Regions from separate parts of the Homo sapiens genome. Here regions 1, 2 and 3 are each linked to region 4. The links are chromatin contacts, found by Hi-C or POLR2A ChIA-PET in ENCODE. All regions are on one chromosome and are shown on one strand. The core of a region is the stretch at or near the end of the contact, and the rest is flanking DNA. Distances in the headings are between cores, read along the strand shown.

Region 1 (2,700 bases), core at 80-2,579, 1.4 Mb after region 4:
ATGTGTACATATGTAATAATCTCAATGCATAGAAAAATACAATGAAACGTAAAAATATTCAAAGAATTGACACTCAGTAAAATTGTAGGTGATATTCCCTGTCTCCTTTTCCTTTTTTCTTTCTTATTTCTCATTCTCTATTAAGCATGTTTTACTTTTATATTTAAAAAACTATTTAAGGGCTGGGTGTGGTGGCTCACACCTGTAATCCCAGCACTTTGGGAGGCCAAGGCCGGTGGATTGCTTGAGGTCAGGAGTTTGAGACCAGCCTGGCCAACACGGTGAAACACTGTCTCTACTGAAATACAAAAATTAGCTGGGCATGGTGGCAGGCGCCTGTAATCCCAGCTACTTGGGAAGCTGAGGCAAGAGAATTGCTTGAACCCAAGAGGTGGAGTTTGCAGTGAGCCGAGATTGCACCACTGCACTCCAGCCTGGGCAACAGAGTGAGACTCTATTTCAAAACAAACAAACACACACACAGACACACACAGACACAGACACACACACACACAAACTATTTAAAAATTGAGCTAATCAGAGAATATCCCCAATATCGCCTCATCAGTTTCTTTAGTTGTCTCCCTTCCTTCTTATTCCAATAAGGGTCATATGCAGTTGATAAGTCAGGATTTCATTTTCAAGAGCAGCCCAAATGACTCTGAGTTGTGTCTCAGCATTCAGATCATGAGATCATAAATACTTTTCCCTACATTTTAAAAATTTGTCTTAAGTCAAGAAAACACATCTGTTCTTGTCTCTCATTTCCCTTCCCCAATCCTAAAATCATGTTTTTATTCTCACCCTCTGCTATCATTTCTACTTTTCCAGACAATTCCTCATTTGTCAGATTTGAGTGCAAATTAGCAATGCTCCTCAATGCATCTTCCACCTTCTGGGAGATGAAATTGTGAATTGTTAGGTACATGTGTTAAGAGTTAACATGTCCATGCATGTAGCTGAAGGGGATTTTGCAGTGATTTGCACACGGTGCCTGGCACATAACAGTCCCCAGGTTTAATGCCAGACTGTACAGCCAAAGATTTCCATTCCTAGGCAGTCCACATCTGAGCCAGCTCTGCAGTCTGTGATTGGCACCCCTCTCCTCCCCGACACATCTGATCACTTACTCCAGCTCTGGCTTTGATGGTCAGGACACTCAGCTCTGTGCAGTTCAAAACATTACCAGATGCTTCCGCATCCATGTCATGCCATCATCTATTCTGCGAGGGAGCTAAAGCTGGCACAACTGTATTTTCAGAAGAAACTGAAGTTCAGAAATCGAGGGACTTTCCCAAGGTCACAATGAACCTAAGACCAAAACTCCAGCTCCAGGCTTTCTGTATTACCCAGTGAACTTCCCCTGGGTTAAAGGAAATAATGGATGTAAAAGCCCCTTGCACTCTAAAATGCACTGTAAAAATGTTAAGGGAATGAGGAATAATAAACCATAAACTCAACTTCTCATGGCAGGCCTGGTCTAGCTGCAGATCCCGAATACTGCTCGGTGCCCACAGAGCACCTTCTGACCTCTGCTTGCCGAGGGCAGGGTTTACTTAGAGTTCTTCCCTGTGTACTCTGCCCTTCAAAAGAAAACCAAGTGTCCTCAGAGCCCTTCAAGCTGCTTCCCAGAGGCACTTTTCCGGAGACTTTTCTGCCTCCTTTCCCTTCCCCACCGGCCTGCTCTCTGCAAATCTGCTCAAAACCCCCAGGCCAGCCTTGGATGCATTCTGACAAGCTCCACATCTCACTCCTCTGGGTCTGCCTGTAATCTTGAATGTGCTATCTGACCAAAGCTGCTTTCTGCAAACAAATCCTGTCACTAGGGAATTGGAAGTTCCAAAACATTTCCTATTTCTGTCCTCAAGGTTAGCCTGTATCTCAGCACTAAGTTTCCAAGTGGAGGTCGGAAGGTTATACTCATGTCTTTCAGCCCAAAGTCCAAGAACAAGAACACTCTATGTTCATGTTCAGATCCAAAGTCACAGTCAATTCCCTCGAATGATGTTTTTTCTTATAAACTTCATTTTGTGGATTTTTCTGACTTTTATCTAGTTTTAGCTACAAACGGGTTTTTAGCAGAAAACCTGTTGACAGCAAAACTGACCCAGAGCTTGCCGCTCAGCCTCACAAACGTGACTTAGAAGAGTTCTTCTCATTTTTGCTTCTGGGTAGCAAGCCCAATGTGGTGAGAGCCATGTAGCATTTTAGATCAGACCTTGGGTTTCGCAGTCAAATTGTCCTGGGTTAAAACACCGGCTGCACCACTTACTAGCGCTGGGTTAGTTACGCGTCTGAATCTGTTTCTCCAGCGGTAAGATGGAGTCCAGAATAGTACTTACCTCTTAGGGCAAATGTGAGCATGAAATGAGGTGATCCCTATAGAGATGTTGCACAGTGCCTGGTACAGAGCAAGTGCTCAATGCATTTTGGGGGGTTGGGTAGGACAAGGACTGGATAGTAGATGAGTTGTACTTTGTCCCGTGTCTCCAGAAGACCAAAATACTTTCAGCAGCTCCCTGGAGCTGCAGAAGCTGGAGCAAGCATTCTTGGAAGGTGCATGACGGCTCTGGCAGGAGCTATGAGGCCCAGTACAGTGCTTTGAGGAGGGGACTGAATTGTCATCTTGCAGGCTGGGAAAATGGCTCAGGTGGGGTTGCGGAAAACAGCCTGGATCAGGGAGAGGTTGGAGGAAAGAAG
Region 2 (2,717 bases), core at 119-2,618, 1.8 Mb before region 4:
TTGAAAGAAAAGAGGTGCTCGATAAATGTTATGGAATGAATAAATGTATCCCCTCTTGAGGGTGCAGAGCTATAGAATGTGTAAGTTACTGCCTTCTGTGTAAATTAGGGTTTGCTTTGTTTTTACAATAAAGTTATGTACATTGTTTCAAGGGCTGTATTCTGTCTATGCTATTTTAAAATTTATAGAATAAAGTGGTATTAGGCTTTTAGTATTTTTGCTCATTTTAATTATATACTATTTTCCTTTTCATATTTTTCTAGGCTAATCTCTTCTCACGTGAAATGACTCCCTTGATTATTCCGATTTCATTGACTCTAAGTAGAAGGCAAACCCTGTGGTATCAATTTACAAAGGGAAATGAAGAAGATGCAGTACATTTAGGTGAAAACAAAATAAACGTCAGTTTCTCCAAATTTGTGTGCTTAGTCAGATCTAAATATATTGATGTAGTGTAAATACTGAATATTGAAATATTAACCTAAATAAGCATTTATTATTGGTAACAGCTACGGGAATATACAGCATGAATGTGACTTGGCTGCTTAAAAACTGTTCCTCAGATGGTTTAAACATGGCCTCCGAGACTTGTTCCCATTTAAATTACTTCATAAACCATTTCCTCAAATATGGTACAAAGTCTATTTTGGCACTTGTTAAGTTGTCACAAATTCTGAGTTGGAAGACTATGAATTAATGAAGTTTTACTTCCTTTTGTAATTTCTTTCCTAGGTTTCATCAAAGACAGTACTTTCGCTTGCTTGTTTGTTTCATTTGAAGAAAAATCAGCCAAAACTATTAAAAACAATATTTGACTGTTTGTAGTGCAATACAAAGCTACGTCTTGAAATTATAACCAACAAAACTCCAAAAATCTGTTTAAGGACACATTTTTAAATTTAGGACCGTAGTATATGCAGTTAACAATCATCATTTCTTAGCACTCTACATTCACTGCCAGCAAACTTTCAACGTATCTGGTTGATAATGAAGCTGGCGGGGACCCAGTGGGAACAGAAGTGAGTGGTACAAAGTAAAGCCGATGTGAATTTATTGCTACTGGTTTCAGGCTCCTTACCTCCATAGGCTTATGCACTGCAATGACCTGATTATCAGAAATACCCTCACAATTATTCATAATACCCATAGCTATAGGCTCCACACTCTTGCGTGTACATTCATGCATCTCCACGTCACACGGGCTGTCATGCTCGCACATGTGCCATTAATTGACAAGAATGCTGCTCAAGTTGGCTGATCAAGAGATAGGCAGTGCAAAGGAACAGGATTTGAGACAGCCCAGGGTTTCCTCTTCAAGTAGGTCTAAAACATTTTTTTTTCTCATTGACTTCCTTCCTGTTCTAACTGCCAGTACTCAGAAGTCAGAGTTGAGAGACAGAGGCACCCCGGACAGAGACGTGAAGCACTGAATGTAAGTTCAAATACCTCGGGCTGGGGAGGCTTCAGGTGGGCACAGAGCAAAGTCGGAAACCTCTAGACGGGGCTACCGCCCTCGACAGTTTATTATTTTTTTAGAGGGGCAGTTCTTCTTTAAAACAAACTTTATGATAAGAAATTGCTAAGGAGGCTGCAGAGAAGGGGAAGTTAGAGGAGGGAAGGGTAGCAGTGACTCAGGGGAGGAGGCTTAAAAAAGGAGGGTACAGGGTGCGCTGCAGCCCAGGAAGTGCAATCCTGAATATTCTCAGAAGGGCTCTGAGAACACGCACCGGGAGTGCCTGGAGGGGTTTCCTGCAAAGTAGGAGCAGGCACCTGGCCAGGCTTGGAAGAAAAAGACTGTAGATCCAAAATGATACGGTCTGTGCTGGTGGATGGTGGGTTGTGCTGGGGTGGAGATATGTGGTTTCCTGTTTTTAAGCAGACAATGTAAAAAGACTGGTTGAAAGAGAAAAAAAAATGGTTCAAAGCTGTCAAATATTAAACTGTCTTCCACTAAATAATTTTCTGGTGATATAAGAGAAATGCATAATGAAATCCTCCCTTAGAGTGCAGGGGCTTTATCCCTCAAAGAGGAAGTATGGTATAGCACATTGTTATGTACTCATGAGTCATACAGTGATAGAATTTCTACCACTGACAAAGGCTGTGTATTAAATTCCTGCAGTCGGATGGGCAGATCTTTGCTGTTGTTGTCAAAAATAATAATAGGGCTGGGCGTGGTGGCTCACGCCTGCAATCCCAGCACTTTGGGAGGCCGAGGCGGGTAGATCACCTGAGGTCAGGAGTTCAAGACCGGCTTGACCAACATGGTGAAACCCCATCTCTACTGAAAATACAAAATTAGCTGGGTGTGGTGGTGCATCCCTGTAATCCCAGTTATTTGGGAGGCTGAGGCAGGAGAATCACTTGAACCCAGGAGGCAGGGGTTGCAGTGAGCCAAGATCACGCCATTGCACTCCAGCATGGGCAACAAGAGCGAAACTCTGGCTCAAAAAATAAAAATATTAATAATGATAATAGCCCTTTAGGTATGAGATAACTAACAGCAAACATGGAAAACACCAAATAACGTATTAAGAGACAGGTTTGAGAAAAATTCAAGGGGGCCCAGCTAGGACAGCTGATCAGTGGGCCTTCAAAATGTCAAGGTCTGAATTTCAGCCACCATTAGGAGAAGTGCTTTAGGTATGACCTGAAATACTTTCTTCCCTTTTAGAGGACTTCCCAGCCAGCATGTTTCATAAACATAATCTGTAATT
Region 3 (2,700 bases), core at 59-2,558, 1.1 Mb before region 4:
AAAAAGAAACAAATCCTAAAGAAAGAAAAGACCTATCAGAATCCCCAGCAGTCCAGATCTAATAGTTAATGAAATGGACGTAGAAGAGCTTCATGAGTTACTTATTTGTGTAATAAACATTAAATAGAAAATGTCAGCAACATGTTTCGTGTGTTTGATTTTCGCACATTAATAATGTAGAGTGGATTGTGTTCCAATTTTCCATCTATGTATCCATGGTAAAAGGAATAAAATAGCATTTTCACATCTTTCAGCTGATCTTCTTCCTTTTCCCTTCCCCAGTCTCTTAGGAATATTTCTGAAACCTACAGCCCTGCTTATAATTGAGCCTGTGCATGGGAGAGTCGTAAGCTCCATGCCCTGCCCCCCAGCTCGCACCAGGGCTGACTTCAGTCAGAGAAGCCCTGGGTCTGGAGGCATTTAGTGCCTCTGGAAGATTCTAAACATCTTTGGACACTTAGGGGAGAGGGAATTTACACACACACACAGTGTCCCACCAGGCCGACCTGGACTTTGTGTACAACTCCTAGGAATTTTTGGTGGGGAAGGGCTGTACTGGTTCGGGAAGGTTCTGAGCCAAACTTGGCCACAGGCAGTGCACAGCCTCCACAGCTGCAGACCACAGTTCAGTCTACTAGACAGTGTTAGAGGAGCCATTTCAGGGTGGGACTGATCAGATCTTAGGAGGTTCTGGCACTTGGGGGAGGGGAGCGGAGGACAGGATTATCATTCCATTGTTACCTAATACTGCTGTGTCTCTTAGTTGAGAAAGGCATGTACGGCTTGTATGTATTTCTGGACGCAGATGAAAAGAGAATGTTGACAGTATTGGGTATGGGTACTGCCATTTCATGCATAGGGCTGAAGGAGGTCCGATAATGACTTGTACAAGTGCCACTTGTATGTGGGGCGCTCCCACAACGCCTATGTTCAGTGTATTTTGAGGTTGTGCAATACAGCAAAGCTGTTGGAAAGGTGGTGTGAACTGCAGGGTGTGAAGTGCTGTTCCCTCTCCTTCAGACCCTCTCGCACATTCCCCCCCCCACCACCAGGCACACACATGAAACTACAGGAGACACATAATCCTCCCCTCCCCCAACATTGCAGACAGCTTTCTCTGAAAACTGATACCCTGAGGCCCTTTTTCCCTTACCAGCCACAATTAGGAGCAGCAAGACAGAAAATGCGGACTGGATTATGGCACAGAGACAGTGCTGTGTGATTTCTCTTTCTGGAAGAGGCCACTGTCCACGCTCCAGGCCTTATATTTCATCTGACTTTGCCACTACTGGCAGCAGCTTTAGGCTCCAGCGAGTCCAGGCCAAATCCAGTTCTTTCTGCGAAGTCCATGCTGGATTTTCTCTTTCACCCTAGTGAAGTCTCTGCCGAGGCTGTTGTTCTCAATCCAGCTCAGAAACTGGCTCAAACCGCCCTGAACTGGATTTGGTGGCTGTTGAGACACAGTTTCTGCCTCTTTGTTAGGGCGGATCCGGCCTCATTCGCGCTTCAGTTTCCCTCCCTCCTGTTTTCCCAGAGTCATCTACAGCCATTCCCCTCCCCCGGCCTCTCCAGTTTGGCATTTTTTTTTTACCCTTCCCTGGGCCAAGACCCCATAAAGCAGATTAAATTCTTTAATAAAAAAGTGGATTTAGATTGTAAACCTTCTGCTTTTATTACATTAAGTTCTGCTTTCCTCAAAGTTGTTATCTAACCAGTTGACATGGTGCCCTTAAAATCTTGGCTCGCATCCTAACCTAGAAATAACTTTAATTTTCACTCTGGATGGGAATAACTTTAAATTTCCCATCAAAGACTGAAGGGCTTTGGTGCAGTACATTGTTCATTTCCGTTTTGTAACCATATTTAAATTAAAACAATTTATTCATTTCTTTGCTGATAAATGACATAGTATGTGTAGAATTTTTAAAACAGTCACCTATACTGGCTTGTCTATTGCAACTGTGCAATTCCTAGAGGAAGAACTAAAGAACTGGGATGTTTTTGGTTTTCGAACCTGTAATTGTAACCCTGAATCCGATTCTATGAATTGTACAGTGACGAAGGCTGTTGGGGGAACACGTGGGGACCATTCCTGACAGAATACCGGTGGACACAAAACTGGGAATGTGACGAAATAAGGAGGATAGGACACGCCTGGGTTTTTGCAAGTTCCCTTTATAGAAAATTTAAACATTTCTTATGTTTTGGAACTAGATAGAGGTGACGGTTCCATAACACTGTGAATGAGGTAGATGCCACTTAATTGCACACTTTAGAAGGGCTAGTTTTATGTTATGTGGATTTTGCTTCAATAAAAAAGGGGCTTTGTTTTAAGAATTTCTCATTTTCTTTTTGTGTTTTTTGAAAATTCAGAGAAGAGACAGATAATAACCCTAATCTGGGTGTGGCTTCGTTGCGTGCTTCACGACTCTCTGGTCTCCCTCTGCTGGCCAAACTGCGCAACATGTCACCATGTCCCAAGGCCTCTTGAGAATGTCTCAATTTTATGTCGAAGCACAAATGCAAGGCTACGTTACTAAGAATCACTCTCCAAACCTGGTTTCATGTGCATTTTACGTGTGCAATATACTGAAAGAAGAATCAGATGTTTTGTTTCTATGATGTTACATAGGATTAATTATATATTAACGATTTAAAATTTGCCCCTAAGTCTCAAAACAGAGACAAAACCGTTGTCAT
Region 4 (2,700 bases), core at 79-2,578:
CAGCTCTTTCTGGGGTGAAAGCACAAAGCCACTCAACAATTTTTAACAGGCACAGATGAAGTTCTCCTGCCCCACCCTCTTCTCCAAACCCAGCTTCCCTTTTGCCTCCCCCGCCCTCCACATCTGGCCAAGAGAAGGCATCTGGAATCCTCATCAGCTCCTGCTTCGACCAAGTGAACCCCTCCCACGTTTCATTTAAAACACCATTTGCCTCCCTCTCTTTCTCTCTCTAACAGTTTTCTTTTTTCATTTTTTTTCTTTTTCTTTTTTTTCCTTTTTGAGACAGAGTCTCACTCAGCTGCCCAGGCTGGAGTGTAGTGGCGCAATCTCAGTTCACTGCAACCACCATCTCCCGGATTCAAGCAATTCTCCCGTCTCAGCCTACCAAGTAGCTAGAATTACAGGCACCTGCCATCATGCCTGGCTACTTTTTGTATTTTAGTAGAGACAGGGTTTCACCATGTTGGCCAGGCTTGTCTTGAACTCCTGACCTCAGGTGATCCGCCCGCCTCAGCCTCCCAAAGTGCTAGGATTACAGGCATGAGCCACCGTGCCCGGCCAACAGTTTTCTTTAAACAAACCAATCCCCCTCTTCCCATCCTGTGAGGAGAAAAAAAATACTTAAATTTAAACAGAAGTGAATAGGGAAGCAAACAGGCAGGAAAAGCAATGTCAAAAATAAACTGAAAACCAGTTATCTATCCACCACCACCCAAAAAATCCCAACCAACAACCAGCGAGCAGAGTAACAGTTCAAGTCCTGAAGCAATCGGAATCAAAACGGAGGAGGTGAAAAACATCTGGCCAGTTCCCGATGTCATTTCCAAGGTGTGTGGTGTTTCCTCCATAAACAGGATCCTATCCCAGTTTGTTTCAAAGTCCCTGCTCCCTCCACATCCTAGAACAAGAACCCGGTCACTGCCAGGCACGATTTTAGCCCCATCCCATTGATTTCCCCAGACTCCGTCCTCAAAATACACTTTTCTGAACTTTCTAGAAAAAGTTGTCTCTGTATCCACTTTGAGCCAAAAGTTTCAAGGACTTGGTTCTTAGAGGATCATAGAAAAATAGCGAAGGAAGAAAAGAAAAAGCAAAACTAAGATGAGGTCAGAAGAAGCAGAGCCGTGGAAAGGAAGGAGAAGTTTTGCTGAGAGTCCCCACAGCGTTGGGAGCTGTCCTACCTGAAGGGTCCCAGCGACAGAGGCGCTCTGAGTGGCAGGTGCTGGCAGCAGCCCTGGTCCGCTCTTCTGGAAGTATGTGACCGCACTGAGGGGAAGGACCTGCCTCCCGAGGTTATAAGTTTCCTCTGCTGGTGTACTGGGGTGTGTAATGGGCGGTTTCTTTTCACCGTGTTTTAAAGGAGTTTCTATGAATCAGTCTGGCTTTAAAAAAAAAAAAAAGATTTGTTGGTAAGCTACGCCCTGCTAAGCTGGCAGTCAGTCAAGAGTGGCTGGGAGTGAGCCATCAATTCAAAGAACCCTGTTGTAGGCTCTCTCTGACTCAGACACACAGACCACAGTGGAAAAAAGGAGGGACATTGCTTCAAATGAGTAACAGGATCACACAAATAGATCTGTTTACTGAAGCCCATTCCTCCTCACCAAAAAGGAGACTTGGTTACCATGGACATAAGGCAAAACACAAGGTTTCAGCCTGGGAGGGGGAGGAAAGGGGCCAGTGTCCTGCTGACTGAAGTCCTAGGTCATCATCAAGCGAGATTCCCAGTCTTCCTCCCCCATTAAAAGCATCAGCTGCTGCTCACTGTCAGGAATTATCAGATTCCTTTTTTTATTTACTTCCCTGCCTGACCCTGGTGCACTGTCCTGTGGGTGGCTGTACAGGGAGGCCCTGAAGGCGAAGGGGACACACTAGGAGCTCTTGCAGCCCTGCCTCTGAGTGATGGAGCACTGATTGAACAGCAGAGAATTCCTGGTCTTTCATTATGCTCTGCTAGTGCCCGTGTGGACTCTCCACATTCCAGGAGGAAGTCCTCTAGTTAAGAACTTTGCTCTCTGTAATAATCAGCTGGACCTTGTTCTACAATTGACTTTCTTGAACTTGGCCAGTAGCATAATCATCCCTACTACCTCCCTGCACCACTCCTCTCTCTCTCTCAACTCTGGAGCTGGGAGAGGCCTGTGAAGTCATCTCATCCCACAGCCCAGGCATTCCACTGGAGAGAGTAAAAGCCCAGATGCCTGAGTTCAAGCCCAGCTCTCCACAAATTTGCTGTGTGACTTTAGGCAAACCACTTAACTTCTCCATGCCTATTTTCTCATGCATAAAATGGAGATGGCAGGTATGTAACTCATAGAGCTATGATGAGAAATACACATATAGGGGCTCATGGCAGTGTGCATAGTGAGCGCTCAACAAATCTTAGCTACAAGGATTATTTTACTGAAGAAGCAGCTCAGGCCCAGAGAGGTGAAGTGACTTATTCAAGGAGATACAGTACGTTACCAGTAGCAGCTTGGATCTAGGTCAGCACATCCAAGCAATTCTATTTCTGTTATTCTCTGCTGCACCCTGACAACTTATTTCAATTCAAAATATGCGTGTGTAGTATTTATTCATTCATTCTGCCAATACAGGCTGCACGTCAGTCTTCACTGGGCCTGATTCAGAGCACTGAGTCACAGAAGTGAATGACATCCCTGCCTCTTGGAACTTATATTCCCTAAAAAGATAGAAAACAGA

Evidence for each region. Hi-C counts contacts between places; a loop is a spot of excess contacts on that map. ChIA-PET counts read pairs that join two places held with the same protein, here RNA polymerase II (POLR2A). Pooled maps may share reads with other maps.
Region 1: a map of tibial artery shows a loop between it and region 4 (27-fold over the local background). The contact joins the enhancer-like site here to the promoter of EMP1 in region 4. A Hi-C loop is called at or near these places in 1 of 168 maps with a recorded cell type or tissue (tibial artery). POLR2A ChIA-PET finds 5 or more read pairs at or near these places in 3 of 52 experiments (BJ, activated CD4-positive, alpha-beta T cell and activated CD8-positive, alpha-beta memory T cell).
Region 2: a loop to region 4 is called in a pooled map, with 11 times the contacts of the local background. The contact joins the promoter of ARHGDIB here to the promoter of EMP1 in region 4. A Hi-C loop is called at or near these places in 7 of 50 pooled maps.
Region 3: a pooled map shows a loop between it and region 4 (16-fold over the local background). The contact joins the enhancer-like site here to the promoter of EMP1 in region 4. A Hi-C loop is called at or near these places in 2 of 50 pooled maps. POLR2A ChIA-PET finds 5 or more read pairs at or near these places in 2 of 52 experiments (activated CD4-positive, alpha-beta memory T cell and activated T-cell).

What each region holds. Positions count from the first base shown.
Region 1 is chr12:11,829,005-11,831,704 of GRCh38, reverse strand. The region is part of intron 2 of ETV6 (ETS variant transcription factor 6); the gene reads right to left. Among named protein-coding and RNA genes, the nearest start is that of ETV6, 180 kb to the right of the region's middle. RefSeq lists an enhancer at 1,223-1,422. Within about 2 kb of position 1,329, at least 4 of the 41 ENCODE cell types and tissues checked have a DNase peak (open chromatin) inside an H3K27ac peak, as active enhancers do.
Region 2 is chr12:14,960,252-14,962,968 of GRCh38, reverse strand. ARHGDIB (Rho GDP dissociation inhibitor beta) reads left to right here and starts at 1,368. Exons shown (of 6, transcript NM_001175.7): 1 at 1,368-1,432. RefSeq lists an enhancer at 1,546-1,665.
Region 3 is chr12:14,256,464-14,259,163 of GRCh38, reverse strand. No RefSeq gene overlaps it. Among named protein-coding and RNA genes, the nearest start is that of ATF7IP, 110 kb to the left of the region's middle. RefSeq lists a cis regulatory region at 765-1,694. Within about 2 kb of position 1,308, at least 40 of the 41 ENCODE cell types and tissues checked have a DNase peak (open chromatin) inside an H3K27ac peak, as active enhancers do.
Region 4 is chr12:13,195,354-13,198,053 of GRCh38, reverse strand. It overlaps EMP1 (epithelial membrane protein 1), which reads right to left and starts at 1,328. Exons shown (of 5, transcript NM_001423.3): 1 at 1,182-1,328.